6 separate regions of the Mus musculus genome follow, and regions 2, 3, 4, 5 and 6 are each linked to region 1. Evidence: chromatin loops called from intact Hi-C (ENCODE). Cell type or tissue: left cerebral cortex. All regions are shown on one strand.

Region 1 (4,000 bases):
CGCTGGTTGACTGCATGACTGAATTCAGCTGTCACCCTTCCTGAATGCTTGCTTGCTACCTATGACTTTGCAGTTTCTTTTCACCAGAGAGTACATGTGGCATCTTACCCATGTTGTAAGGAGCCCGATCATCTAGTTAAACTGAAGGAATATTGTTCTAAATCACACGGCGCTAGGTCTTAGCCTAAGTCTCAAGAGAAATCTCCTGGTTTCTTTTGTTTCTGTTGCTTGCTTGAATGTTAGCAATTGTCATGAGCAAACACCACACCTAGCTGGCTAGTTCAGTAGAAAGCAAAGACTGTGAGAAGAGAGCTACCACTCATAACCACAAGTGTACATCCAGAAGTAGTGGTGCTCTGGATACCTGGAGACATGTGAATGTGATAACAAATACTGTCCTATGACACTGAATTATGAGAAGATATGTTAAGTGTCATTATTAGATCACAGTTGATAAACACACATTCCATCTGCTAACAACTATGGTCAAAAGAGACTTTCCTGTGGATAGTTCAGTTTCAGTTGGGCAGATATGAACCAGATGCTAGTACCCGGATAGTAAATAAAGGAAAGGAGCCTGTAGAAAACCATAGGGCTGAATGTGAAGAAGAAATCATGGTGTTGGCAGTGAAAGAAATATAAAGGATGCTGAGCAGACAAAATGACTTATTCTCCTTCACCATCCCCAGAATGGATTGTAGAATATTAAATCCATAGTAAGCCTATACTAAGCCAGGACTCAGATGTTTCTCATCTCCATGTAGCTAGAGAGGGTATAAATAAGAGCTAGGAGCTAATCACCACAAGACCATGTATTGACTCCAGTAATCAAAATCAGGAAGTCTGTGCCTTGACTGCTCTCCCTTGCAAGGTAGATTTGGCTCGCTAATGGCCTCCACTTGGCAATGCAACATCTTTCCTCGAAGTACAGCTCAACCCAGAGGAGAAAAGTATCGGCTAGCTGCTGAGTCCATGGTTGGCTCTCAATTAGCCCAATTCTTTCTTTGCCAGCCCCAAGATTTGCATGGACACAGGACTCTCTAGTCTCCAGTACACTGATATCCCTCCATGATTGTCCTTTAAGGAGAACAGACCTGAATTGGGGGCATGACAGGTGATAAACATGTCTCTGTGCCCGTGCTTCATGTGGTCATTAAGCCCCTTCTGAATATAGTGCTGAACTAAGTGATCCAAAGCTGCAGGTGCTGTGCTTGCTTTCTTCCTCCAAATCCCACTTTCCTATCCCCGTTCTCTGTCCTTGCTTGATTTAGTAGTTGGTGTCTTTACTCAGTTCTAAGATAACGGTGGGCATTATTATTATTTTATTTGTGAGTGGGGTGGGGTGGGTGGGGTGCACTTCTGGAGACTGGGGGTTGACTTCTGGTATCCTCCTCCATCATTATCTTAGTTTTTGAGGCAGGGTCTCTCACTGAAGCTGGAGCTCATCAATCCAGTTAGCCTGGCGGGCCAGCAAGCCCCGGGACCCTCTTATCTCAGTCTCCCTGGTGCTGGGATTATAAGCATGCGCTGTCACATCTGGCTTTCTACATGGGTGTTGGGGATCTCAACTCAAGTCCTCACGCTTGTGCCGGAAGCGGTTTACCCACTGAGACATCTCAGCCTCATTATGGGGCATTTTTGGTGGATGCTGTGTTGCAAGAAGGTTACTTGATGCCTCATGGGACAGTATCATGTCAATGCTTCAGTGCATGTTGTATTTCCTCTAGGGCATTCGCCACATAGAAACATCTCCAGTTATAAAGAGCCTTTGCTTTCTTTATTCTCTGGAAGAACCCAACCTTTCTGCCACACTCTCCCCTCCCCCACGCTCTCTTTAAATGCCAAATCTCCCTGTGGAGATGGGAGAAAATGTTGGGAGAAAGCCCGGTGGGGAAAATAAACAGTGGTCAGTGTGTTCACTCTGATTACAGCCTTAAGTGCCAGACAATAGCTGCAGTGAGCCCAAGCAAGCAGAGTTCAATACAGCTTTCTTCCCTCCTCAATGCAACTCTGATTCAGCCATGGCTACGCAGGAGAAATGGCGATCTAACTGGGGCAGCACAACCTGGGAATCGTGTGCTGTTCTCTAGGGCCGGCTCCTCAACGGTCTGGAAAGCAACTGAGACCAAGCTTGAAGTGTTTCATGGACATGAACCACTTCCACAGCAGCAGAGCCCCCTTACAAGCGTCTACCTTTTGTTAGCAATCGTACGAGTATGATTTCTAAAGCTAACCATCCAGCTGCTGTCTCTCAGGCCCAAATCTACCCGTGTTTTGGGAGGTGGTGCTTGAATAATCATCTCTTCTCTCGGGCTGGTGCCATATTAGATTTCACCACTAGGCGGCATCAGAGGGCGAGTGCAAAGCTCTGAGCTGGGGGAGGGGAGGGAGGCCTTCGCCTTCTAAATCTTACCAACTTCATCTTGCTGGGGAGCATTTGTTTTGTATCTAACGTTCTCAACACTACTTGCACTAGCCTCTTCCTCGTTGTTTTTTTTTTTTTTTTCCCCCTGCCCCACAATTTACAAGATTTCTCTTACTTTTAAAAGATGCTCTTCTGTTTTTTTTTTTTTTTTTTTTTTTTTTTTTTTTTTTTTGGGTTTGGTTTGGTTTGGTTTAAACACACACACACACACAATTCCAGTTCTCTGTATCCGTTTTTCACTCAAAACATAGAAGAGAAGCTCGAACAGCTGCTTCGTGGGGAGAAAGGTCCCTCATGCTTAAAGATCCAATTTCCTCCTGGGTGGTGGATAAAGCTAAGGAGATAAAAAATGACCTTTCACCTCCAGGAAACAGAAATGTAAGATTAATCTGCAGCTTTGAAACTAATGAGTTGGCTCATCGCAGCAGAGCAGCCCGTGAATAACATACCATGTGTGGAGCCAGCAACCTGGCAACTTTTGTTCATCATATGGGGCTTGGGAGGGAGGAGAGCTGAGAAAGGAATTCATTTTTAAAAATAATCCTCAGAGGATGCTATCTGCTAGGTCTCCACGAAGCTGGTATTACAGGAGGAAGAGATTGGGGGTGGGGTGGGGGTGGGGGAGATCATGAGCCTCTAATGAGCTTGGCTTTTCCCTGCAGAATAACAGAAGGATTCAGACAGGCAGGGAGACTGTGAGGTGGTTAAGGCCATGATCTTGGAGTTGGACTCCTTGGTATCTAAGGCTGATCTGTGGATTCCTCCATGTGTAATCGTGGGTGTGTTTCTTAACTTGTGCCTTGGGAGGTTTGGATTAGATAGTGCACGGAAAATACTATATTCTAGCCAAGAATCTGGTTAGTTTTGCATTTTTACTAGTGATTGAAGGAGGCAGGGGCAATTTGAGGGTGATTTATCCAGGGAGTAGGAAGTCTAAGGTTTCTTCTCTGACAAGAGGAAATGCCTAACAACAGAAGACAAAAGTAAATCACAGAAAACTGGTTTCAGAATCACCCAAGAAGGAATGAACAGTCTCTCAGGACACCAGGAGGGCTGAGCAACCACAGGGGGGGCTGTCTAAACAGACACCCTGAATACCTTCTCAGCAGGTGTGCAAGCAAGCGGAGACTCTCCACTCCAGGAAAGGATAAGTGCAGCTCCCTTACCCTGCTAAAGTTCTGTCTCTCCTTCTGGCAAACAGGGTTTCTAGGACTATTGCCTCTCTTGGGGTCTGGGCTGCTTCATTTGTGAATTAAGCTGATGGAGCTATTGATCCCCCTCTTACGATCATGTTTCCTTTGTCTATTACTTCCTCCAGCAAATGAGTGCCCATGAGGTGGTAAGCAGCATGCTAGGGACTGGGACACTAATGGGAATGGAAAGATATATAGACATTGATCTGGCAAAAATGCAAGCATTTAGTGAAGGAGACAGAAAAATAAACAGATAATTACAACGCAAATTTGCAGGCATGCCGACAGACAGCCATTGGTTGTTCTGGGGGCACAGAGAAGGGGCACCTAACGAGATAGAGGTAACATTGGAAAGGAGTCAAAGACCGTTGCTGAACTCACT
Region 2 (4,000 bases), 310 kb after region 1:
TCTATATTTAAAACAAAAGTATAATTAATTTTAAACTGAAAGAAAAAAATTACCCCTGTAGAGATCTGGATACCAGTTTCTACCAACTCATCACATACATGGCCTGAGTCCCAGGTGACATTTTTACATAAAAGGGAGTAATTTGTTTTTGTATTTTTATGGTGTGTGTGTGTGTGTAAAACACACATAATACAGCATGTATGTGAAGGTCAGAGAACAATCTGTGGGAATTGGCTCTCTCCTTCCACCATGTGGAAGGATCAAACTCAGGTTCAGAACATTATGCTTCGCAGCAAGCACCTCCACCCACTGAGCCATCTTGCTGGCCCCAAAAGAGACAGTCTGAGCCGCTACTACTGAGGAACTGAGACTGTAGATCATAGCACAGCCCTTGCCTAGCATGTGCAAAGCCCTGGGCTTAATCCTCCTCACTGCAGAAATAAATATATGAATCTGAATAAGTGAGACAACATCTCAAAAACTCAGGCGACTCCCTAGAAAGCTGCATCTCTCTCTCTCTCCTGCTGCTTATTTCATAGTTCATAAAACATACACAAAAGTTGGCTCCTTTAAAGATGAAAGCAAACATTGTAACCGGATGCCCAGTTAACTAATCTGGAGGTGAAAATGCAAGTTTTTACAAGCAGGAGGGGTGTGCCTGTTTTTAAAGCAAGCCCATAAAATGTCATTGGTGAAACCATGTTTTCTGGGCTGTTAGGTTTCTGGAACATTCCTCTGAAGACTTTTTTTTTTAACTATCACTTGAGAGAAGACAATGATCTGTCCCATGCTTGTAGTGGTTCATTCTGTTTATACTTAAAAGTACTTTCATTAAATAGACATCACTTGGATCACGACTCCATGTTGGTACAATGTGATCGATGAAAGCCAGTAGACAGGATTGATTCATTTGGCATGGTGGCATGGCCGCTTCTGAAGACAGAGATCGACTCTGAAGCAAAGACTTAATGGTTCTCTTTTCATGTAGACAACACGATTTGAACAGACATAGCTGTTCTGACTTTCAGATTAGCACACAACAGTCCTCTCATCGAAAGCTCTTCCTGTCATTGTCTTTATGAAAGATTATCTGCGCAATTCAGCCAACATTTCTAATATATAGATTACTCCAGAAGAAACCATGAAGAGCTTTAGGATCACATATCCCAAAGGAAGGTATAAGCATGACTTGGGGTAGGAGTTGAACATGGCAGTATATGACATTGAATCTGTAATGAAAGTTTTATTTCCTTTTAAATCACATTTCCTCTTTGTGTTGCCATAATCGGATAAGGAGAAGCGCTCGGCCTGGTCCTAGCAGGCATCCTAGTGCCCCTGCAGCCCATTCTGTTCTCCCATTTTAAGCAAGCACATCAGTTTTAACATCTGCTGAAGATGCAGTGGTCACCTGGGGGAAACTGGTTTTGTTCTATGCTTTTAGAGTGGCTCAGAGTCACCCATCTTTGTGGGTGACTGATTTTCCTGTGTGTAGCTGCAATCTACCTTCCTTTTAAATAAATGCATCTAAAAGTGAGTCATAGTTAAAAGTAGCATCAATAAACAATAGCTCAGGATTATGACACAATCACCAAAGGGCATAAACAGTGGCACAGAATGACAGATTCTGGATACGTATACCCTCACTGACCCTCCCTTAATTCTTTGACACTCTGTGGTTTAAAAAGAAGAAAGAAATCTCTCTCATATTTGTCACACTAGTAGAAATCCAGGCGAAAGTCCACCTATTCTTGCATCCCAAAGGGAGACGGAGGCCAGATGATATATGTGTGCATGCCTACAGCCAGGTTGCAGCCATTCCTCTTTGTGGGGGCCGTTCCCGTAGACACAGGAAACCTTCTGCTCCTTACAGCTTGGAAAGTAGAATGTTCCCAGAAGTTGTCGTCTCTGAGCCACTCTTGGTGACTTAGATCTGCATGTGGGAAGAGTGTGAAGGGTGAGGAGCAGTTCTCAAACACCTAGCCTGCCTGAAGCATGAACTCCAGAGTTCACAGCCTTTAGAAAGCCCATTTGCTTATCACCCTTCTTGGTGCTGGCTCACCTTGGTTAGCTCCAAGCGCGGACTTGGTAACGTTCAGCAAGTATCAAACCAAGTAGCAGAGTCTCTGTGAGCCCTGGGTGGGGATGCCAGTACTTCCCTGGAGCAATGACGCCTCCTCTGTGCTGTCGCCCTCTATGTGTTCAGGTTCGGTATTGCAACTCCCTGGACGAGGAAGAGAAGAGGGAACTGAAGCTGTTCAGCAACCAGAGGAAACGTGAGAACCTGGGCCGAGGCAATGTCAGGCCTTTCCCCGTCACCATGACAGGAGCTATTTGTGAACAGGTGAGGATGGACCGGGACAGGGAAGAGGTTCATTCTACAGTGACTGCATCAAATGCCTGTTATCTGCTCAGCCTGCTTTTAGGCCTTGAAGATACAGCAGTGAGCATAAGACATGAAAGCTTAGTTTTCCTCATGAAAGAGGTATGCACCAGGGGAAGACATCAGACAAAAACCAAATCAGTAAAATAGGAAAACTGCAGCAGGGAAGGGGGCAGGAAGGGCTAGGAAGGCAGGGTGGCTGCAGCCGTGAGCAAGACGGTCAAAAAAGACCACACTGAGAAGGTGGTTTCTTGAGCAAAGGCATGCAGAGATGTACAGAGGAAGAAGCATGCAGACCTTGCCTTAAGGCAGGAGGATAACTCCTGTGCACAAGAAACAGTGAGCTGGCCTGTGGCTGGATCCAGAGGCATAAAGGGCAGGCGTGGCAGATCGAGGCAGAGTTCATGGAGAGCCATATAAACAATTGGAAGGACCACACAGAGTGATGGCTTCATCCTTTGAAAATAGAGTTAGTTATCTGGACCATGAGTCAGTTTCTCATTCAGGACCATCCCAGCATGGATGACCTTTAAAGGGACCATATGAGAGGTGGCACCTAACCTTAGTCTGAGTTTGAGGGTCTAAGAAACCCCATGCCATCTCTTTAAGACATCACTGAGTTGAAGGATCTAGATGTACCTTTTGCCTACTCTGCTGTAGCAAGCTTAGGGTGTGGTAGAGGAAAGGCATGTCACGGGCCTAGGCGGCTAACCTCACCCCTCCTCCCTCCCATTCCTGCTTTCCAGGGAAGCCCACCATTGCCTACCCTTCTCTCAATCTTCCCAGTTTCTGTGCAGCATCTTCTAACTCAAGCTCTGGGTGAGAGTCTCGCTGCTTGTTGAGAGAAAGCTGGAGACTATCTGAGAGGAGTAGGGTAGTCTTTAGAACTCCATTTTGAGATTTCACAGGAAATAACTGAACAAATCTGGTCATGAATCACAAAACTGCTTGACCAGTGAGGGGGCAATGGGTCATTATCCTTGAAATGAGTCCTTGAGACTATATATGATTATGTGTGTGGATACTTTAGTCGTTCTTTCATAATCATGGAAGAGAGGGTTGTTGCCTTCTGTGTTGTAGTATCACATACACAACTTACTAGAAACCATTCCTCAAGTCTGTGCCCTCATTCTATGGATCATACTAAATCATACAAGATCTGCACTGGGAGAAGTGCTTGGAGGCACCATTTTTAGTCCCCAGTCATTGTCTGTAGAGCCCATCCATCTACGTGAGCCATCCTGCTAGACACGTGCCATGACCTCATGACCAATACCATGATGAACAGAGAGCATCTTTATAAGCCCACTCCTCCTCCTTCTCCTCCAAGACCCTCAGAACATAACTGTATTCTAACCCTAGCTGTAAGCATGAGTCATCTGTCATTTCTGCTTTGTATACTCTGGTCTTGAAGAGTAGAGCTGTTCAATCAAGATTATATGAAGAGATGCTAGAAGAGAGCTAAAAAGCATGCCTGAAAGGAAGAAGCTATTTAAGAGTAAATGGGTTTATGTACCCAGTCCCCTCTCATTCAGCAATGCAGGCCCTCGCCCCAGCCAAGCCCCCTCTCCGTAGCCTCTCCTAATGATGTTAACTTGGCTGTGTCTCAGCACGTGCTTT
Region 3 (4,000 bases), 63 kb after region 1:
TCCCGTTCTCTTAAAAAACCCCTTTAAATTGAAATCTCATTTTGATTGTTAGTTCTCAATAAATGGATCCCATTGGAACTCATATATTTTTCTAACCTATAGAATATCAGTGTTTATGACTGAGGATCCATAATTAAGTACTGTTAGTTCACCTTCTCTTTGTTACACACCATTAGACAGGAGTGCCCCTTGAATATATTTATCACTGTGGTTATGTGTTCTATTTGCGTGTCTTAGAAAAATGTTTTGCCTACTACTATTCTCTAAGAGTGTTTTGTTGTTGTTGTTTGTGGGTGTTGTTTTATAATTACTATTTCATGGAGGATGAAGGCCCGGGAGGTGAAAGGGCTTGCCTAACAGAGCCGTGATATAACAGAGCCAGGTGAAACTTGAGCCCCTGTCTCTGCCTCACGAGGCATCCCCATTCCTCAAGCAAAGCTCGTAGAATATTCAGCTTCCTACCTTCATGTAAAATCCTTTTAGACTGGACTCCAAGCCACAGGTCAGCACAGGCTAATATGACTATCTTCCAGAGCTAACTGATATCGATATGAGTTCCAGTCTCTACAACCCCCTAAGGTAAGTGGGAATCCCATTTTATAGATGAGAAAACAGGCTCATAAAGTTGTGCCTTGCACAAGTTTTAAAATTATTAATTTGTTAGCCAGGCATGGTGCCACACATGGGAGGCAGAGGCAGGCAGATCTCTTGAGTTCAAAGCCAGCCTGGTCTACAGAGAAAGAGAGAGTCCCAGGATAGACAGGACTACACAGAGAAACCCTGTCCTGAAACCCTCATCCCCAAGTAAAAGAAAGTTATTAAGCTGTAGAGGTAAGGTTTATTTCACCAGCTTAGGCTCCTCCCAGCAGAAGTTGGAACTGATATGTTGGCAGCTCCAAGTTTCAGTGCAACTGTAGGCTATCCGTGCTATTCACAAATGTGGGAATATCCGTAGAACATCTGTAATAATCGCCAGTGAAAATGACAATATTACAGAAAATCAGTTAGAAGAAATAAACAGCGTGGCAAGGGAAGATGGCTGAGCAGGAAAGGTGCTTGCTATACAAGCTTGGAAACCTGAGTTGGGCCACTGGAATCCATGTAGGCACAGGCAAGAACTTACTCTACAGACCTGTCCTCTGATCGCCACACAATGCTGTGCTGTGTGTGCCCCATCTTCCATACACAACAAGCCAGAGTCATGAATTTTCTCCCTGCCTGTCAGGCCTTCCCCAGACTTCCCTCCAGGGACAGGGGATGTGTATCGTGAGTCTACTCTGATCACTTGAGCTTCCTTTTGCCGATTCCTCCAGGTCACCACCTGGTATTGAGTAACAGCTTGCTGTGTGCATGAGCCTTAGGGATGGTTCCACAGTTGCCCTGCCTTTGTTCATGAGAGCCTTTCCCTGGCCTTAAGGCTGAGTCATTAGGGGTGTGAGTAGTTTTGTTCTTAACAACATCCTCTGGTCTGGGATGCTCCCCAAACATTTCTTCCTTTGATTGCAAACACTGGGGGGTTCTTTTTTCTCTTTGGAGGGCAGAGGGCAGAGTTGAATAGGCCAGCATCCTCTCCTGGCAACAGTCCTAGAATTAATTCCTGGACCTGAAAAATCCAAACACCCAAACTTCCTGCAGTAATGAAAACCCACAGCAGAGGGCAGTCTCCTACATATGGCGAGGTGTCCTTGGCCCTGAGCTTATTTAATTGAAAAACCTACAGAAAAGTAATTAGCCTGGCTTCATAAGAGAGGCAAATCCCTTGCTGCCCCCCTCAGCCCACCTTTTGTTTAAAGAAGGCCATTTGTTCTTGAAGTGAAGAGTCCCCCGCGCCCTCCTTCCCTTCTTGTCCCCTGCTACAACTGTTAGGTCTAGTTTCTCTAGCTCAAAGATAGAAAGGGGTTAATTTTAGAGAAGCAACCCCTATTTGCTTTGTTCCATATGCAGAATAGGAAGGACACTGTCGCATGGTCTGTCAGATTTTCTCGGTCCCCTCTTGAGGAGGCAAGCCTGGAAGGAGGGTATGAATCCCAAACGTGTGTTTCACTCTCTCCTGCCAGGCATTCTCCCAAGGCCGTTTCATGCACTCTTTAAATAAGCCCAGATCCCCCATTAAGTGGATTTGCTTACTATTGCCAGTTCACACATGGGGAGATGGAAACCCTGAAACTGACAGGTTTGCTATGTGGTTCTCTGGGCTTTAAGTTGGTCATGTGTTTTAAAACAGGGAGTATCAGGTAAATTGCTCTTGAAACCCCTATTTCCTCTCCATTGGAGACAGAAGCTTGGAGGACAGATTTCCTAGGAAAATGGGTATGTCTGGGGGGTGGAGGTGCTGTTGTTGACAAAGAGCTTTGTTACTCTTTTCTAGTGTCCCGCCCCCCACCCCCAGCTGAGCCTATGCCTCCTCAGAAGGTTGAAGCTGGGTCAGCTTATCCATCAGGACTGTGCTGAGCCTGATCCAATTTTAGCAGTAACCTGCTTCTGCTCCCTAGGAATGTTGCAATAGGAGCTACGGTCCTGGTTCTGCAAGCCTGGCCAGCTCCCATGCGCTTCTGCTCATTCCCAGAATACAAAACACAAACTCAGGAGTGGTCCACCTTGGTTTTTTTGGAGTGTGTCTCTTGGGAACCTGGGGCTTACCAATAAGGCCAGGCTGCCTGGCAGTGAGCCCCAAGGATCTGCCTGTCTTTGTCTCTGGAGTCACAAGTACATGTTACATGCTCAGCTTTTGTATTTTATTTCATGGGCTTGGGGGATCAAACTCTTGTCTTCACGCTTACACAGCAGCCTTTGTTAGCATTCTGTCTAAACTCCACCCCACAGTTACCTGGCAACCGCCAGGTATGCCAACCTTGGTGGGCATTTTTACCAAACGGGAGTCTTATTCTCTGAGGCATCAGTCAGCCAACAGATTTGTTCTGAGCATTTCTAGCCAGTGTTGGATCACAGGTCTCTAAACCCAGTACCAGGTCCCAGGAGCTACTTGATAGAAGTTGGACAGATGCTGGAGTGAAAAGCCACAGTCTAAATGCCTCTGAAGTAAATACAGGCACAGCTTGGTCCCTCTCCTGGTTAGCCTCTGAAGTCACCTGAGAGGAAAGCTGCAGTGGAGGGACTGCCTAGATCAGGCTGACCCATAGACTGTCTGTAAAGATTGTCTTGATTGACTGGCGTAGGAAGGGCCAGACCACTGTGGGCGGAACCATCCCTAGACAGGTGGTTCAGGCTGTACAGGAAAGAGAGCTAAGTACAAAGGAGCCAATCAGCAAGGAGTGTCTGTCCCTCTGTGGTGTCTGTCTCAAGCTGCTGCTTGAGTTTCTGTGCTGGCTTCTCTTAATGATGGGCTGGGACCTGTAAGCGTGAGTCAGATGCATCTTTCCTTGCCCTAAGTTGCTTTTCATCAGAATGTTTTTTTGTCACAGCAACAGAAAAAAAAAAAAAAAAAGTAGAACAGTCACCTTGCAGCTAGTTCACAGAGGTTATAAATGGCAGTGGGTGCAGAGTTAATGGGTTTTCTGGGGTTTACAAACCATGTGACCAGAAGGCGAGAGAGAGAGAGAGAGAGAGAGAGAGAGAGAGAGAGAGAGAGCGCTAGCTAGCTAGCTGATGGTAGGAGTGAGAATTTTTTTTTCTGCTGGTTGCTATATTAAGCTGTACCATATGAAATCGCTGTTTGCTAGGGAAGATCTGGGCTGGGAAACATAAATTTGGGAAGCACAGGCATATTGATGGTATTTAAATCTGTGAATGAGATCACTTAAGGAGAAAATGGAGGTAGGGCTGGGACTGAGAGCCTGCTGCTACAGCCTGAGGCTCTGCAGCCTTCAGAGGATTCACAGAAGAACCACCCCCCCACCCCCCACCCCCCATGAATTATAAACGAGAGAAACATGTCCGAGGAAAACATCCACCCTAGTTGTGAGCTCGATTTTAATAGGTGTGCATGTACTTGCACAAGCTAGAAGTCCTGCTCTCTGATTGCTTTCCCACGTAACCCTCC
Region 4 (4,000 bases), 53 kb after region 1:
CTCAGCCTGATATGAGGGGCAGGAAGAGTTTGTTCTAAGAGGAACATCAGCATGCAGCTGTTGTGTGAGGTATCCTGTCCATCCTCTGTGTCTCTTAGGATACAGACAGAGTGAGAATGTTCAGAGAAGAACCAGAAGTTTTTGAAGGACCTTGGTGGCTGTCTTTCTACATCCGAGTGAGTCTGCTTTTTATAGTCCCTGACATCGTACAGAGCATCTCATCGCTCTGTCTTCCTCCCATCTTCAATGGGCATCGGACTCTTTCCCTTCCCTCCTCTCTGCCTGAGCTTGGAAGAGAGGGCAGAACTAGATTTGCTTAGATCCACTGGCAAAGAGACAAGGCCTGGTAGCCCTGGCTTTTCCTCCAGGGTACTGGGACCAAATTTTCCTCTGTCCTCCTCTATGACTTTTGTCACATCTAAGAGCCTTCCTTGTTGCTGAGAGATATTTCTGTGCTGTGGTTCTGTTTGAGAGCCCTGGTATGTGAGCATGCATCTGACTGTGCTTATCCACCCTGTGTTAAGCATCATAGGTGACCATTTCCTTGTCTATAAATCTGGATTGGAATTGTGCTTACTTAGGGGTTACTGTGAAGGTAAAGTGAGTCACACCTGTAGTGCTGAGAGCAGCATGCGACATCAAACAGTCACTTAAGCACTGGCTATCAAAAATGGCATAACTTGGACAGGAAACGAATGGAGAAGATAATATATGTAATGGAGGAAAAAATTGTGTGTGTGGGAGGTAGAAATATTAGACTGCATGGGCTTGGTGGAGCAATGGGGTGGTAGGCACAGCACAGGCTTCAGGGAGCACGAGGGTGATGGATACAGAGTAGACTTGGAGTAGCAAGGCTGGTAGTGGGCACAGCATAGGCATGGAGTAGCAAGATGGGTAGTGGTCAAAGCAGAAGTTTGACAGTGCTGATCTGGGGCAACTGACTGCTCATCTGAGTTTGCATCAAGTTGGATTTGAGATATGACAGGCAAGGGGCTGAACTAGGTGGTACGGCATCCAAACTGGTGCCTATTGCTAGGATGAAGGATGGTGGGAAATGTGAGCCTATGGAAGGGCAAAGGAGGGGCAGTATGGAGCACAAAGGGAACCTGACAAATGAGGGCACAAGCAATGGGAGGCTGAAAGGGGGAGGGGCTGGAACTGACGGGGCCTGTGGAATAAGAAATGGTATTTGGATCGGAATGTGGGTATCCAAAGGCTTGTGATGATCTTTTCAGAGATGTAGAAGCACATATATTCTGTTTAAAAACACGACTTTGAAACGGAACACATGCAGATTTATGCAAATCATAAAGTAGACGAGGTGAACTTCCCCCCAAAGTGAGCAGCAGGTGTCAATGATAAGAAACAGCACGAGGGGGCTGGAGAGCTGGTCTGCTGGTAAAGTGCTTGCCACACAAGTGTGGAGGGTTGCCCCCTCCCCCAGAACCTACATAAGAAGAGGGTACAGTAGTACTTGCTTGTAAGACCAGCAATGATGAGATAGGAGGCAAAAACAGATGCATCTACAGAGCTCACGGGCCAGCTAGCCTAGCCTCCTGGTGAAATTCTAGATCTTATGAGGGATCCTATCTAAGAAAAAAAAAAAAAGGAACATACTTGCAGAATGACACTGGAGATTGGCCTCTGTCCTCCACACACGCATGCACACCTGTGCACATTTGCGCCCATGCAGAAAAAACAGCATGGCTTCGCCTACAAGTGCAGCTTTCGTCACTGGCATGTGTGTGAATCTTTTGGAGGCTCTCGGGAGCATAAATTTGTGGCACAACCACCACGGCGTGATCTTGCTACTTTAGCTGGACTTGGGTCTGGGTGCACATCTTTCTCTGTGCTCAGCAGTTTATGGAAACAATGACACGTGCCCCACATTTGCCCACAAAGCAAAACAATAAACGTGATCATATAAGAAGAAGATAATATAAGAAAAAGGTAATTGTTCGTTAGGTTCCTACTTGAAAACCAGGAAACCATTCTTAAAATAACTTTGAAAAGGTTTAGCCCAGAGGGAGGAATTTTGTGAAGTTCATGGTTTTGTGAGGATTAAATGAGCTAATATATTAATGTTTAGATAAGTGCCTGGCATGTATTAAATTCTTTCTCAACTATGAATTACTATAGTGACCCAATAGAGGTATTTAATAAATGTTACCTTCTGCTGTTGTCAGGCCTGTGTGCTCGGCAGTGTTTGTTCAATCTCATTATTGAACATGTGTCTTTAATGTTAGCTGGTAATGCTCTAGTCCTTGGGGCTAGAGCATCTAATCACACAGAGATTCCACTTAATGGTGATGCCTGATGGGACTGAAGCCTTTCTTATCCATTGGCTCTTTCCCCTAACGAAGCATTCAATTTCAATTTCCGTTTTCTGCCACAGTAGACACAGGTTCTGTGAAGAAAAGTCTGCTTTTGCTCTTCCTTAAAGGGTGTGGATTTTTTTTTTTTTTTTCTTGTCTTGGTGTTCACATCAGTCCTCACTATTAATAATGAAAAGAAAAAAAGAATGTGATCTTCTAGAAAACCATTTCAACCTCATCTGCTTAGGAAGAGGGGAAAATTTTTGTGATAGTCTACCCACTTTCAACTATTATGAAAGATTGCCTCTGGAAAAATGAAATGGGTCTGCTTGAGAAATTTAAGGGCATAGCACCCTCATTGGCTCGGAAATATCAGCTGAGATTTGTAATTCAATTTTTTGTTGTTGTTGTTGATTCCCCAGATTTCTCAGGTTAGGGTAGAAAAGGTAAGAATAGTTTGCGAAGAAAGATGATACAGGTTTTATTTTTCCTCATCTTGTAATCATATTCTTCTTCTACTTCTTTTAAAAATCTTTATCTCTTCTCAAGTGCCAGCCTTCTAAAAATAGCCGTGTGTTGGTTTTGTGCTTCCTCAGTCCAGCCCAGGATGATTCTCTTTTTAAGAGATGTTATCACAGAATCTGGCTTCCACTGATAATTTACGTGGCCACAGAACTGCCCAAGCAAACTCATGTCAGGTCAGCCAGGACAAATGTTTAACATTTCACCAAATTGTCTCCACGTTGTTTAGCATTTCTTAGCTTTTGAAGCTGCCCATAAATAGTTATGAAGTTATCACAGAGGAGATCAGCAGAGATGGATTGGTGTTATTCTCAAGAGCACGTCTAGTACCAAAAACTGGCTGGTATTTCCAGAGATGGCCGTGGGAGCAACATTAACTGTGTCATGGAAAGCCGTTTGTCATTGCCTTGTTGGAAGCTGCACTATTCATGGTCCTCTGCGTGGCCAACCTCATTGGACCTTTCAGTAAACATTTGGAATTTTGAGTTCATCCTAGGAATGTGAGCAAGAATTAGGAGATAGGAAATCTATGTCTTTCAACAGTAGTTTGATGAATGTTTCCGTTTGGGAGGGAATATCAGGTGGCTCCCCAAGTATTGCCCCTACACAAATATACTGTCAAAATTACCATCAAGTACCCGAAGAGCCCACGATGGGAACATACAGCAGAATAGATAAATATGTTAGCTTCAATGACCTGGGTAATTGGACTAATGGCATTTTCTGTTGGACTGTGGAAGCCTTGTGTTGAGAAACATGGCAGCTGTCTTTTACTGTTTGAATGTCCTGTCTGAGGAGTCAGCTCCAGAAAATGATGATCCCAGAGCTCTTGATGGACCACAGAGCATGGGAAACATCTTTGTCAGAACCTGGGCACCCCCAACCTAATGTGCTTAACTTCAGCGTTGCGTTTGCTCTTCCCCCATCACCACTCCAGGCTGGCACTGTCATAGCCTTTATACAGGAAAGATGAGGCGCACACACACACACACACACACACACACACACACACACACACACACAAACCTAGCCCCAGCCATAGGATACAGTTTTTAACAGGTTCAGTTTCTTTTCTTTTCTTTTCTTTTCCTTTTTAAGTTTTGAGATTATAATGTAGTTATAACATTTCTCCCTTCCCTCTCCTCCCCCCAAGCCCTCTCAGA
Region 5 (4,000 bases), 250 kb after region 1:
CAGCACTTGGCCATAGTTTTTCATTGTCTGAGGCTCAGGGTCCAGGCTACTCTTTTGTACCTACTGTTTACTTGGCCTGGGGACTAACAGGGAACATGAAAAGAAAATTACTTTAAAGCAATACGAGATGACAACGGAGAAAAATATTCAGAAAAACATGACAACCCTGGTAGATTAAACATCGAGGTAGATTTTTCTTGGTTCTTTGAAAAGCCCAGCAATTCTCATTATTTATTAGACTGGATGGCATTTTGTCCACCGTCGCCATAGTTGACTAGTCTGTGTTTGTACTTGCATTATTGCACGTTGGTACATAAACTCAGTGAGTACAGAGGCTATGGAGATGCCCAACCACCTATAGCCTGTGTGGCATAAAGTGTATGTCTATTAACCCTTTACCTGTGGGGCTTGGGAGATGGCTCAGATGGTGAAGTGCTTGCCTTCAGGAGTGAGGACCTAAACCCCAGCTCCAGACTAACAGAAAAAAGTCAGGCCTGGAGGCTCCAGCTTGCAATCCTTGCACTGGGACAGCAGGGACAGATGGACCATAAGACTCCCTCACAAGCCAGGCTAGTCGACTTGGTGTCAGGCAAAAAACAAACAAGCAAACAAGCAAACACCTGAGCTCCAAAGGTTCTTCTCGATCTCCACATGCATACATATGTGTACTCACCCTTCACAAGCACACATAAGCACACACATACACATAAATGTTTATCTGATGAGAGAATGGTACCCACATTAGCTCTGAAGACCTCACAGGTAAAATTATTCGTATAAGATCACTTAGCTACCAGGAACTAAAGGCAGAATCTAAACCTTAAGTGCTTCAACTCTGGCTTTTTGTTTGTTTGTTTGTTTAGTTTTGTTTTGTTTTGTTTTTCCTTCTTTGCTTCTGGTTAATTGAACGGTTTCTTGTGGTGCAGGAGGATAGAGAGCTCAAGGTATTTAAAAATGTTCCCTCTAAGGCCCAGCAGTGGAAGTCCTGGCCTACACTTGCTGAAATCCCAGGGGGACATGGGAAAAAGCCTGTCTGCACTCTGCCTGTTTTCTGACCTCTGAAATAGAAGCCAAGGGGACAATGCTGTCTAAGTGCCCCAGGGTCCTCCGACTCTCCTGCCAGGTTTGTGACAATGTTGTCTCCTGTGCTCACTTGAAATTAGAGTTAAGGAGTCATACAACCCAAGCTAGTAGGGAAAACTGAACGCATTTTATTCTGGGGTTCAGATCATCCCAAAGGCGACTTGATCCGGAGCAGCTAACAGCTGACACCATGAAATGAACATTGAAGGGGGGGGGGGACAGTACAGCATTTGAAGAGATAGAGAGAGCACAGCAAGAGAGAGAGGAAAGAGTGGGAAGGGTGAGAGGGAAGGAGGGAGGGAGAGAGAAAGAGAAGAGAAGGAGAGAAAGAGGGAGGAGAAACGGAGTGAGGGGGAGAGAGACAGACAGAGAGAGAGGAAGGAGAGGGGAGAAGGGAGGGAGGAGGGAGAGAGATTGATCTAGTTCTGGCTGTAGGGCTGGTACAGTTTCTGATCTGAACCAGGCACCCAAACTATAACTGTGCCCAGCTAAGATCTCTGGTATGTTGCTTTTTTTTTTTTTTTTTTTTTTTTTTTTTAAGGTGGGGGCGAACAGCCTTGTGTCTTTCAAGCCTCTCTGAGATGTGATTTTTTGGAAGCTACAGAGCTGAGCCTTTGCATTAGCAAAGGTACCCCCCCACACACACACACACACACACACACTTTGGTTTAGGGATTATTGATTTGGTAGGCGAGGCTAATTTACATGTAAATAAATCTCAACCCTGGGCGGCCAGACTGGGACGTCCAGATGCTGTGACTGACTTGCTGACATCACAGCCTCATTAGCATGCGGAGGATGCAGGCATTGGAACTGCGAACAGCGACTTCTCCAGCTCTGCCAGGCGCTCCGTGACAGTTATTATTATTTTTTGGATGAGCTGCACATTTCCTGGTTCAGTGGCCCGGGCTTTGTGAGCAGCTGACTGGTCTCCCAGGTCTGGCTCAGGATCAGCTGATGACGCAGAGATTGGGGTCTGTGACTTCCTTCAGATAATCGTGAAGTCGGCGAGTTTAGAGGAGACGGTTCTTGAGAACACAATTCCAGGACCCAGGCAGGCCTAGAACAAGGGCACAAGTCGCACTCTCCGGCTTGTGTGGATCTCCAGCTGGGTCCACTTCCAGGGAGGGCGGTCTCTCGGAGGGAATGCAAAAGCAGTCGGGTTTGGGTTTGAGCCTGCTGCCTGCCTCCGGAAGGGCTCAGATTTGCAGAGACTCAGTAAAGGAGATGTTTGGGCTGCCTGGAGTCCTGCTTGCATTTTCTGATACCAGCTCCAGGGGGAAAGTGAACTGGGGCAACTGACCAGATCAAGACTCGGTGGCGGCTTCCTCTAAAGCTTCACGGCTCATCCTCTACGAGGTGGGTAAGAAATTTTGTTAATTCCCAAAGCAAGCAGGAATGTGTTTAGTAGTCTCTGGACTGAGGAAGCTATTATCTCTAAGGCCAGGAGGTGGCTTTGGTGGTTTGGCACTTCTGTCTTTCCTTTGCTTACTAGAAAGTTCAAATGCAAAGTGATATGGCGCAGATATACAATAGGCATCCTCAAATCTTAGTGCTTAAGAAACAGTATTTCTCTAACAGTGACCCTTTCTTAATAGCAACAACAGTGGGAGGGGGTGTTGAAAAGCAAATATTGGTAGCATTGACTCATGTACCGTTGCGCCCATTTCAGCACATATCTGAAACATCAGAGATGCTGAGGGACACACACTTCACTAACTCTTCCAGATTCAAAAAGAAAAAAAAAAAAGGCTCTCAAATTATTGAGGTTTAATTTTAGCTAGTGCTTTTGGCTCCAAAACGGTGACGGAGCTCCCGAATCTTGACTGCATAACCTGCTGTAGCACATGACTGTGTTTGTTCCTTACTAGCCTGTCTTCACAGTTAGTTCCTCTCACTAGCTTTTGATTTCCCCAGGACCAACCATAGCACTCTTGATCTGCCATGGAGGTTTGGGGATAAAGTTCTGATTTTTAATCTCCCTGTTGTTTACTGTGTGGTCTGGTACTGTGCTGTGATCTCGAAATACATATGCCAGATGTATAGGACTAGAAACATATGTGCCAGGTGTGTCAACATCCTCCAGAGTGGGTGGAGAATTACCTAGACTTATAGATTGCTCCCCCCAATGATAGAGGTCTACTTCCACTGTGACCATGTGTGGAATCGTGGGTAAGGGAGGGCTTTAGTATGCCTTGAATATAGGGACGCGAGTACCACATATCAGAGGCCTGCAGTGTACTTTGCTTTGCTTTCTATGTCTTCCTGAAGGCAGTTTTAACCTATCTCAGTCAGGCTTCCATATAGGAAACAGCCTTGTTTTCTTGCTAGAGGCCACATTGGCTGCTCTTATCCTGCCCCTTAGGAGACAGCTGATGATTTCCACAGATGAGCAAGGTGGAGCTCAAGAGTAAGTTACAACTTCAATAAAAATCACCACGTTCTGAAAATTGGGGTTTTTTCCTTTCACCAAATGCTCGTTCCCCCCGGGACTTTTCTAATGTGAGAATTTAAACACACTGGCTCCAACAGACATTGTGTTCTTTAAAATGTTACAGAGCAATCAGCAAAAGAGAGCATTTGAACAGTACAGTTATTTTTGTAAAGATTCCCCCCCCCATGCAATGTGTGTGGGTTGGGGTGTAATGGGGAGAGTTAACAATACAGGAAAGACAATGCTCTATAGAAGTGGAAGGGGAGGGAAAAGAACTCAGGAAATAGAATATGAGATGATGCTTATGCAGGGCTTGGACCCTGAGAGCTTGAGAGACTTGGGTATCTCTTGGAGTACCCATTTCTGTGAAATAAGGAGAAGAGGCATGAGATCTGTGGGTAGGCTTTAGTGAGGTGACACATAAAAAGCCCCCAGATCTGTGTCAGCCACACTGTAAGTGCCCAGCAAATGCTAGCTGTTAGT
Region 6 (4,000 bases), 440 kb after region 1:
AAACAAAAAAACACACACACACAGAGGAGGAGGAGAATTGGTAGTACAACACGGGGGTGGGGTGGGGAGTGATGGAAGTTTGTTATGGAGGGGTGTGTGGTTAATGTGTGATAACAGGAAACAAGGCATCATGATTAGACTCATGGGATATAGATCCAGATGTTTGAATCCAAATCCTATTCTATGGTGTCCTACTCAGAACAGATACTGACCTGTTGCTGGTCAAGGGTCAGAAAGGGCCTTACAGTGCCATGTGCTGTGAGCTGCAAGCACCATACCAGGGGGGATAAGAAGAGCCTCCCCTGCCTCTGGGTTCAGTCTTTATGAATATGCACATTTATGATCAGACCTGCTGGGCATGAGACCTGGGAAACACTTGAGTTGTTCACAGGCTGTAAATCAAAAGAAAGAAACAGGCCATTCACTCTCATGACTTCTAAAGTTCTGTTGTCCAAGGAGCTTCTCAAAATATGGGGGTGCCTGACTCTTTAGCGGATTCCTCACTCTATCTCTGTCCCCATTCTTGCCTTTTAGGGTATCCCCATCACTAACCCATGTCTCCTCACAGAAAAGTCTACCCTTGATTTAGGCCCTCATCAGTTCATCGAGTGACACCTGAGTCAGACTCTTGGCTGTGGGTTGGGCGCCCATCGTAGGACTATGATTAAGGCAACCATCATTGACCAGTTTCTTTCTATACTTCCCCAGCTTCTTGTTCCCTGCTAACCAAACTAACCTTCAGGACCACTACAGCAATCTGGATGTCTTGTTTAACTAGCAAACTCTAATATGTCCAGCTAGCCACTTCTGTGTGTTCCACCTCAATGGGAGAGAAGTCAAGAGTACGTTGAAGGACACCCATCTCAGGCACCACTGCTTGCTCCGTGCAGGGGTTCCATGTTCCTCTTCTCTTTGAAGGGAACTTCTAACAGAGAGTCTTTGCTGGGTCAAATTATATTCCTCAGCCTGTAGACTTCCTTGGGTGCTGTAATAAGTCTGGACAGCCTTCAGTGAAGATCATGGTTGTCAGTTAAACCCTATCCATCCACTCCTAATACCTTTTTTTACTCACTTTTTATCCAGCACCCTAACCTGCTCCTTAGCCATCCACTTGCACTTGACAGTGCTACCTCAGATGAGCCCCATCCCTCGCCCCCTATCACAGTGGACACCCATGGGACTTTTGTTTTTTAGCACCATTTCTAATCTTTGCTGTCCACCCTTCTCCACCATGTGGAGTTCCCAGCACCTAGACTCTGCAGCAGTCCTTCGACACCCCATGCCCAGCCTGAGTGTCTTCTCTCTGTGTGGCTCTAGACCCTTCTGAATGCCAAAATGCAGTGAGGCTCTTTGTCTCGAAGCTCAGACTCTTGGCATGCTATGCATCAACCTTATTATTCTACTCCCTGGGGGAAAAAAATCCCAACACTTACCTTCATAAACCGATCTTCCCTGACCCTGGAAGTGTCAATATGCCTGCCCCATCTGGGCTATTGATCTCAGTCTTGTCCACGTTGAAGGCTCTGTTACTTCCCTCATTGACCTGTGGTCACCCTACACCATCTTCCCCCATTCAGCTGTTCTGTGTTGGGTGGGACTTCCTCAGTGGCAGCTCTCTTCTGCATTTGTGTGACTTCCCCTTCCCACTTTCTCCCATCCAAGGCCTGATTCTGCTTATCTTCTAAAGTCAGACACGGTTCAGGGTGTTCTGGCTGTAGACTCTTGGCCCGTTTCTAAGCATGCAGGTGTCCCTGAAGATCTCCACCCTTACCTCTCAGCTCTGACTACATCTACTCCTTGTTCCCACTGAGAATGGGTCAGCCTGCTTCCCTGTCAGCACTTAGATGCTAGCTAGATGCACATAGCAGAGGTCTAAGAGCATTGATGCATGTGAGGCAATCTTCGCTCCTACCATCCCAACCCATCTCCCTGTTTTCCTCATCTTAGGAAAAGGGGTATTTTTCAATTTCAGAGGACAAATATCAGGTTGCTTTCTACTTCAGCCCAGGCTTGTTCCAAAGTCCAATCGTGCCCTCTGCTGGCTCACTTGAGAATCTCACTTTTACAGCTTAGTTCAGGATATGGCTGTGCCCAGATTCCACCTTCTCTCTCTCACTCACCTGTTCATTTGTCCTCCCGTGAGCAACATATAAAATTAGAGTCCCATTTTATTGAAGATGCCAAGGCTGGTGTCTCCCTGTGTGAGCCAGTTTGCATACCCTATATGGGAAGCTCATGGCAGCGAGTGATGGAGTCTGTGGTGAAGGACAGTGCCTACCATATGGACCATGTGTACATGCCATGTGAGCCATAAAGCACCACAGGACCTGTCTCATCCAGCTTTACTCATTCCTCCTCCACTCAGGCCACACTGTCCTTCTATGCTCTTTATTGACTACAACAAGCCTTGCTATACTGGCTTTCTGCTGTCCCTGGGTATTCCCCTCTGTGTGCAATCCAAAGGGCTTATCTGCATAGTTATACTATACTCATTCACATGTTTTACAGAGATTCTTCAGGGATGTTGGCATTTGACCTTTCTCCCATCTCGTAGCCTAGAATAGTCTTTGGGGTGTAGTAAATACTCAAATCTGTACCAATGAGGTGGCAGGATGGGCGCATCAGGGGATATGGCCCTTGCTTTGGCTCATCGATGCCTCTACAGCAGCGTTCTCAACCTTCCTAATGTGAAACTCTTTAATACAGCTCCTCATGTTGTGGTGACCCCCAACCATAGTTATTTTCATTGCTAACTTCATAACTGTAATTCTGACACTGTTATGAATCGTAGTATAAATATCTGATATGCAGTTTATCTGATATGCAACCCCTGTGAAAGTGTCATTTGGCTCCAAAGGGTCGTGACCCACAGGTTGAGAAACACTGCTCTACAGCATTCCACTTGGAGTTATGCCAGTTTACCATCACCTCATTTGAGGGCATTTGGGTTCTCCATTCGTTCAGTGCTATAAACAAGTTACATCACACAGCCCGGGATCCTTGTGTTCCCATTCACAGGTCAGTACAGTAAGAAATTAGTAATGCCAGTGTCTCCATTTGGGTTTCATTGCTATGAAGAAACACTAACTATGACCAAGGCAACTCTTGTAAAAGACAACATTTAACTGGGGCTGGCATACAGTTTCAGAGGTTCAGTCCATTATCATCCTGGCAGGAAGCAGACAGACACAGTGCGGTAGAAGGAGCTGAGAGTTCTGCATCTTGTTCTGAAAGCAGGCAAGGAGACTGTCTTCCGCATGCAGCCGAGAGGAGGGTCTCTTCTGCACTAGGTAGAGCCTGGGCATAGGACCTCAAAGCCTGCCTATACAATGACACACTTCCTCCAACAAGGCCACACCTATTCCCACAAGGCCACATCTCCCAGTAGTGCCAGTTCCCTTGGGCCAAGCATATTCAGTCCACCCTCTTCCTCTACCTGTGTTTTAAAAATGGAATGCTGAACGTCTTCCCCTAAGGTAAATGGCTCACTAGAAAATGCTCACACAAAGCTCTTGGGTGTAGCTCACAGACAGAGCATTTATTATCTAGCATACATTTGGTCCTTGGCCCCATCTCAAACCCTAGGAGCAAAGCAAAGTCGATGAGGTTTCATTCTGCTAGTGGACCTCTTTCCCCTCCCACTTCCTGTGCACAGGAGCTTTGGGTCCGATGGCCCTGCCTAACAATGAGCATGTGGCCTTGATCTCAAAATCTTTGAACTTCAAATTAATTGCCACTCGATCATAAAATCTGTTAGGAATAGGGTCAGGGTTTAGGTTCACACAAGTCTACAGTTAGGGCTGGGTTAGATTGATGGTTATAGTTGACTGTGGTAAGGATTGGAATTGCAGTTCACTTTAAGGCTAGGGGTGTGTTCAGTATTAGGAATAGGGTTCGTGTGAGGGCTATGGCAGTGTTAGGGTCAGGCAGGGTGAGGGCTAGGGCTAGGAGTTAAGTTAGGGCTAGCTTTAGCATTAAGATAGTCTTAGGTTTAGGATTA

The links. Peaks named below come from ENCODE experiments on the same cell type or tissue, not always from the same donor. Only the 100,000 strongest peaks of a DNase experiment are listed, where the experiment ranks them.
Region 2: a loop joins it to region 1, with 2.5 times the contacts of the local background. A loop is called at or near these places in 3 of 42 quality-filtered maps.
Region 3: it touches region 1 in a loop (5-fold over the local background); 10 of 42 quality-filtered maps call a loop at or near these places.
Region 4: it touches region 1 in a loop (4-fold over the local background); 10 of 42 quality-filtered maps call a loop at or near these places.
Region 5: a loop joins it to region 1, with 4 times the contacts of the local background. A loop is called at or near these places in 11 of 42 quality-filtered maps.
Region 6: it touches region 1 in a loop (4-fold over the local background); 11 of 42 quality-filtered maps call a loop at or near these places.

The regions. Positions count from the first base shown.
Region 1 is chr6:92,726,658-92,730,657 of GRCm38, reverse strand. No RefSeq gene overlaps it. Among named protein-coding and RNA genes, the nearest start is that of Prickle2, 22 kb to the right of the region's middle. In left cerebral cortex, a CTCF peak has its summit at 2,330 (motif pointing right); DNase peaks (open chromatin) are centred at 2,037, 2,334, 2,890 and 3,198; H3K27ac peaks cover 1,871 bases.
Region 2 is chr6:92,420,672-92,424,671 of GRCm38, reverse strand. Prickle2 (prickle planar cell polarity protein 2) reads left to right here. Exons shown (of 9, transcript NM_001081146.2): 5 at 2,204-2,341. It overlaps Gm38862 (a long non-coding RNA gene), which reads right to left. Exons shown (of 4, transcript XR_869273.2): 3 at 2,060-2,836; 4 at 1-1,930. Among named protein-coding and RNA genes, the nearest start is that of Gm38862, 18 kb to the right of the region's middle. In left cerebral cortex, a CTCF peak has its summit at 2,197; DNase peaks (open chromatin) are centred at 1,898 and 2,168; H3K27ac peaks cover 1,254 bases.
Region 3 is chr6:92,663,318-92,667,317 of GRCm38, reverse strand. The region is part of intron 2 of Prickle2 (prickle planar cell polarity protein 2); the gene reads left to right. Among named protein-coding and RNA genes, the nearest start is that of Prickle2, 41 kb to the left of the region's middle. In left cerebral cortex, a CTCF peak has its summit at 1,649 (motif pointing right); DNase peaks (open chromatin) are centred at 2,096, 2,458, 3,253, 3,707 and 1 more place; H3K27ac peaks cover 2,497 bases.
Region 4 is chr6:92,673,797-92,677,796 of GRCm38, reverse strand. All of the region lies in intron 2 of Prickle2 (prickle planar cell polarity protein 2), which reads left to right. Among named protein-coding and RNA genes, the nearest start is that of Prickle2, 30 kb to the left of the region's middle. In left cerebral cortex, no CTCF peak of the experiment used is centred here; DNase peaks (open chromatin) are centred at 1,733, 2,929 and 3,163; H3K27ac peaks cover 461 bases.
Region 5 is chr6:92,479,267-92,483,266 of GRCm38, reverse strand. The region is part of intron 2 of Prickle2 (prickle planar cell polarity protein 2); the gene reads left to right. Among named protein-coding and RNA genes, the nearest start is that of Gm38862, 77 kb to the right of the region's middle. In left cerebral cortex, no CTCF peak of the experiment used is centred here; DNase peaks (open chromatin) are centred at 1,476, 1,956, 2,880 and 3,417; H3K4me3 peaks cover 2,609 bases; H3K27ac peaks cover 3,391 bases.
Region 6 is chr6:92,284,725-92,288,724 of GRCm38, reverse strand. It overlaps Gm30688 (a long non-coding RNA gene), which reads right to left. Exons shown (of 5, transcript XR_001785327.2): 2 at 246-392. Among named protein-coding and RNA genes, the nearest start is that of Gm30688, 17 kb to the right of the region's middle. In left cerebral cortex, a CTCF peak has its summit at 2,031 (motif pointing left); a DNase peak (open chromatin) is centred at 2,034.